Linked DNA regions of Homo sapiens: region 1 is linked to region 2. Evidence: chromatin contacts called from ENCODE Hi-C or POLR2A ChIA-PET data. All regions are on one chromosome and are shown on one strand. The core of a region is the stretch at or near the end of the contact, and the rest is flanking DNA. Distances in the headings are between cores, read along the strand shown. Region 1 holds the start of TSPYL1 (TSPY like 1). Region 2 overlaps FRK (fyn related Src family tyrosine kinase).

Region 1 (2,718 bases), core at 101-2,600, 270 kb after region 2:
GGCTCTACGGACTCCTTCACGCAACAGGTAGTATTGCAGTGGATTTGGCCACAGATCCTCTTTAATAATCTCAGCAATTTTGTCGGACTCTGGAAGGCTGTGGTCTGAAAACCAAGTGAAGAAGCTGCAGATGAGGTCTTGGTTTCTGCGAATGAAGGACTGGGGTTCATGCCCCCTGCGCCATATAATTGGAGTAGAAAGAGACACCACTCGGCCGGAGGATCTTACCTCATATTCCTTGACAATCAGCTTGTTTCTGAAGTAGGGGTTTCTTCTAAAGAAGAACTTGAACTTGCAACCGGTTCTAGGGTGTCTGAGTTCCTTCACCTCTAAATTGGTTATGTACCTTAACATCTCTGCATCTTGGCCCCTAATCATGGCGGACAACTGGGGGTGGTTTCGAAAAGCAGTCATCCAGAAGCCCGGGATATTCTGAATGATGTAGTTCCTCCGCTCCAGGTAGTGTCGACGCATCCGCCCAAACTTGTGCTCCAGCTGTTGGAAGGCCCTGTCGGCCTGAGCATTCACAGTGTCCAGTTCCAGCTGGATGGCCTCCAGAGGGTCCATGCGGAGAGCCTCATGCAAAGGCCAGGGCCCTTCTTCCTCCCTCGCCTCCTCCTCCAATCTATCCTCCTCCGCCACTTCTATTTCTTCACCTTCTGGCGGCTGCTCCTCTACCTCCATCTGCTCCTCCATTACCTCCTTCTCCGCCAGGCCTTCCTTCACCACCTCAGCGCTCTCCCTCTCAGCCACGGCTGCTGAGACGGTGGCGCACTTTCCTGTCTTCACCTCCTCCGCCTCAGCCTCCGCCCCCGCCGTCAGCTCAGACGCGGATCTCTGGGCGCCACAGATTTCTAGGGCCTTCTCTCCACCCTGAACGCCCTTTTTCAGGCTGCGGTCGGCTGCCATCACCACAGAAGCGGCTGCCAGGCCTTCGGCGGGAGGCTGGCCCTCTTCCTGCCCGGCTTTGATCGCCACATGACCGCGACCCCCAACAACTCGGATCTGGGGAGTACCGCCACGGCCCGCGGCATCCTGGGGTACGCCCCCCTCCTCTGAAGGCGGTGGAGGCGGGAGCGCGACGGTCTCCGAGCCTCCCTCACCCGGCTCCGCCATCACCTGTGTCGCCTCGCTTTGGTCGCGGAGCCTCAGGTACTGGTGTGCGTCCTGGTCGCTCGGGACTTGGTCAGAAATAATGATGCTGTGGGTTTGGAGGGGAGTGGTCCTCTTGACCCCATCCAGGCCGCTCATGTTGCTAACAGTCGGACCAACCGCAGGCGAACGCCCGTTTTCCTCAGAGGCCGAACTGGGAGCTAACCGCCGCTCGCACCGCCCACCCTACAGTCTCACTAACATTTCAGCGGCGGTGTCGTCAGGACTGGAGATCTCACGGTATCGCGAGAACTTGCTGAGCCCGGGATTGGTTCCGCCGCTCCCTGCCAGCCAACCGGATTCTCTGGGCTTTATTTCTGTGAATTTACCCATAGCAACAGTAATTTTACCTACGTAAATAAATGTCGATTGTGCTGAGTCTGGAAGCGCGGACGACCCACCTTGAGATGCATCTAGCGACTGCTCCCAGCATGTAGGAGCAGTTGTAAAATCACAGCCGTAACAGTGCCTGCTCTCCAGTGTCTGAAAACAAATGTTTTTCTGGTCTTCACTTTTTTGAGGCAGGAAGGTAAATCTATTCCCTGTTACTCCACGTAACTAGCAGCAAAAGACTTCTCTTTAAGATTAATAGCAAAATGTTTCCCCCCTTCTTAGTAAAAGTGACATAAAAATATCAATTCTTGCCTCTACGGTTACTGGGGAAAAAAAGCTACTCAGCAGCCTCTTACCACTAAAGCGATGCATAGTATTCATTGCTAATTTTCGATTTATAATCTGCATCAAATAAGAGTTTGTGCTGCATAGTATCGGTAGAAATTAAGCCAGGATCAGTTTGCTAAATGTTCCATGCCTTTTCACTGCAAGAAAGAGGAAATTATAACTATTTCCAGCCCCAAGAACTTAATTTATTATCATATTTAGTTATGTAAGATAGGAATGTTTGGCTCTAACGAAGCATCTGTCTTTAGCAATCAGCTGAGTTCATTAGAGGGGGATGTCAATGTCTCTGGTTGAAGTGTTCCAGTTTGTTGACTTGTGAGTTAAACTGGTGCTGTCTTAGAGAGCTACAAGGCCTCAGAGAAATATCAGTGGGGGGAGCCACATACCACCATTTTGTGAGGAAAGGCTAGTTAAAATGGACAACTAAGATGGCCTTGAAGTAGAAAACAAACTTGCAAAGGGCAACATGCAGCTGGTGGACTCAAGGTATAAAAGAGGCAAACGTTATTTTCTACTTAATTTGCTTTGTGTGGTAGTAGCCTGATGGCCCTCAAAGATGTACCTGTCTTAGTTATGCGGCCAAAGGGACTTCGCAGATATGATTAAGTTAAAGATTTGGAGATGAGAAGATGATTCTGGATTATACAGGTGGGCCCTATGGAATTACAAATTTCTTATAAGAAGGAGGCAGGAGGGTCAGTCAGAGAAGATAAGAGGACGAAAGCACAGAGAGAGGGAAGGAATGGTGGAGAATAGGTGTGGGAGGGAGGAAAGGGAAATCGCTATGTTGCTGGCTTTGAAGATGGAGGAAGGAGCCAGGATCGTAGGAATAAAGGCAGCCTCTAGAAGCTTGAAAGGTAAGGAAATAGATTCAATCCTAGAGCC
Region 2 (2,700 bases), core at 150-2,649:
AGGAGTTTCACTTTTTACTCTGCATTCTTCTCTATAATTTGGATGTTTATAATAACATGTAGTTGTAGATTACTTTAAAATGTATTTAAATATAAAAAATTAAAAGAGGTCAATCAGGAACATGCTACAAAAATTTACATGTTGTAAAGGTCTGGACTAGAAACTTTGGCACTTAGAATTGATAGATACAGGAAAAAATCCCAAAGGAATATAAAACAAGTGATTATGAATGAGCAGCGAAACAGATGGAAGAGACGATGTGACACCAGGATTTCAAATCTGAATGACTAAAGGACAATATGTCCTGCAACATGTCAGAAGGCAGAGTATAATAACAGTTAAGAGTGACAGCATCTCATTAGGAAGTTATTTAACCTCTCTATGCCTCAATCTCCTCATTTGTAAGTGAGAATAATAATAATTTCCTTATAGCCTTGTTTCAAGATTAAGAAGAATGCTGCATGTAAAGTGCTTTATGTCTCGACACATTCATGCTCAATAAATAGTAGAGATTTTAAGATAATTAATTGAAGGCAGATATTATCAATTTTGTTTTAGGCATGTTGGATTTGAGGTCATGCTGGGACACGAGTGAATATGTGAGCATGACCTTATTTCTTTGTTTGTATTAACAGTTTCATCCCAAGTGACTCTTCTGTCCTGCCTGCTGTTCTGGACTAGGACATGCTGCCACCAGGTGGCAGTAGGCCATTTTACTAATCCAAAAAGGGAAAGGAGAGCTGTCCTGTGATTAACTGGACGTGCTTTATTTTATGAAAAAGGCAGTGAGCCTTAAAAAAAAAAATTGCAGTATAAATGAATATCAACATTTACATAAGATAAATATCTTAAATATTAATCAAAATTTAGGGAAATCAACATGTAAATAGATGTGTTACCTCAATTAAGGTTTTGTCATTTCATCTAATAGAATCTTATTGTGCCTCACTGACGTGTACAAACTAGGTTCCTAGGTAACTCATAATTCTTATCAGATGAAGATAATTGCCTCTTACACTTTTTAAAGAGAAAACTCATGCCCAGCAACTGATGGCTAGGATTTACAAAAGTTAACATATGACTTCTTTTTATAATGTCTCCTTAAGACCAAGGCAGTCAGCCTTCAAGTACTATAGACAGATCCTAAAAAAATAAACTCTTAAGACTAGTTCCAGGAAAAAAAAAAAACATCCTTCCAGAAAATGCAGAAAGGAAACTGGGTCGATCAACTTGGCCTAACCAGTCATAGGGAAAGTAAGCTAGGATGATTTCCCTGTGGGAGCTCAGGGTTAGCAGTGTCTTTCATGTTTTCATCACAGTTACACATGTTATAATGGGTAAAACACCTATTGTCCTCATGAATGTGACTTGGCAGGCATCGCTGTCACCCACATTGGCAAAACACCTTCAATTTGCAGGGCACACTCATAACCACATTTAGTCATTTATGGTATCTAAATGAAAGGCTTGATTCATGCCCCTTGAACTATTATGGTTCGGTATGACTCACCTGCATCTACCTGTGTTTCCACAACACTATGAAGAAAATCTCTGTGAGAGTTCTTCCTGTCAAGGTAATTATTTCCCTCCCTTTCCACAAAACCTTCTTCGGCTCAGTATCCCCTTGGTTCCCAGGAAGTTAGCCCTGCTACTCTTTCCCACTCACATGGAATGATAAGGACAAAGAAAAAAAATAATGCTCGCAATTATTTTGTTATTCATTCCTTCCTTTCCATTTCCCTCACCATAACCCTTGTCTAATTCAACATCGCCTCTTGGATTATGGAAATATTTTACTGCCTGTTCTCTTTAACATTAACAATTTATATTTACTGATCACATAAAAGGAGGCAGGCACTGTTGCTACAAGCTTTACATGCATTTATCTCAGACTCTCCCCCTTGCTCACACCACCACCACTAGATTTATCATCTCCCCACATACACATAAATAAGGGGTATTTTGCTTATGGAGTAAAACCTCTATTAACCTGGAAATTCAGGCCTTCCACCATCTGGACACAAGCCACTTCTTCAACTTTATCCTCCCTATATCAGCCCTCTGTTCTAGCTAAATTCACACTGCTATCACTACTTATACTGGCAATACTAAAACTTGACTGCTCAGAATTCCTACAGTATTCAGTGACTACTCCTCTGTTTTGATATGTAGCATACAAAAGCTAGCGATGCATTTTAAATTCTTGTTTAGATTATTCTTTGTTTACACTTGAAGCTACAGACCTCCCCAGCATAAGGACAGAGTCTGATAACTTCACATATCTGTGGCATGAAGCACTGGCCACATGCCCTGTGGAGCTGTTAAATAAATACTTGTTGATGAAACATTAATACATTGTACTTCAATTTGGGCATTTTATATAGTCTTCTGGTTTATACTGAACATTGAACTTTAGATAATGCCTGTGTTTTTGTGTAATCTTTTATTTGAGCTTGCCACATAGCTTGCAGTATAAAGTGTTTATGGGAGAAGGCTTATCTGCTATGGACCAGTTGCAACACAGTTTCTAATGTTAATTGGCCTTAGACCACAGATTTCAATCTGACCTCTCTCTTTTCCCCCAAAGAGAACACTTTCATGTGAATGTAAAGATCAAAAATGAAATTGATTTTTCTGTCCTTTAAAACACAAGCATATCAGGGCTGTACACATGTAAAAAATTTGTGATAAAGTGACAAT

The links. Hi-C counts contacts between places; a loop is a spot of excess contacts on that map. ChIA-PET counts read pairs that join two places held with the same protein, here RNA polymerase II (POLR2A). Pooled maps may share reads with other maps.
Region 1: a map with no recorded cell type shows a loop between it and region 2 (12-fold over the local background). The contact joins the promoter of TSPYL1 here to the enhancer-like site in region 2. A Hi-C loop is called at or near these places in 6 of 37 single-sample maps with no recorded cell type and 10 of 50 pooled maps. POLR2A ChIA-PET finds 5 or more read pairs at or near these places in 3 of 52 experiments (HEK293, OCI-LY7 and activated T-cell).

Annotation. Positions count from the first base shown.
Region 1 is chr6:116,278,580-116,281,297 of GRCh38, forward strand. It overlaps TSPYL1 (TSPY like 1), which reads right to left and starts at 1,351. Exons shown (of 1, transcript NM_003309.4): 1 at 1-1,351. The coding sequence starts at 1,251. It also overlaps a transcript of DSE not described here. RefSeq lists enhancers at 715-764, 785-1,054, 1,285-1,344.
Region 2 is chr6:116,010,297-116,012,996 of GRCh38, forward strand. The region is part of intron 1 of FRK (fyn related Src family tyrosine kinase); the gene reads right to left. Among named protein-coding and RNA genes, the nearest start is that of FRK, 49 kb to the right of the region's middle. Within about 2 kb of position 1,400, at least 9 of the 41 ENCODE cell types and tissues checked have a DNase peak (open chromatin) inside an H3K27ac peak, as active enhancers do.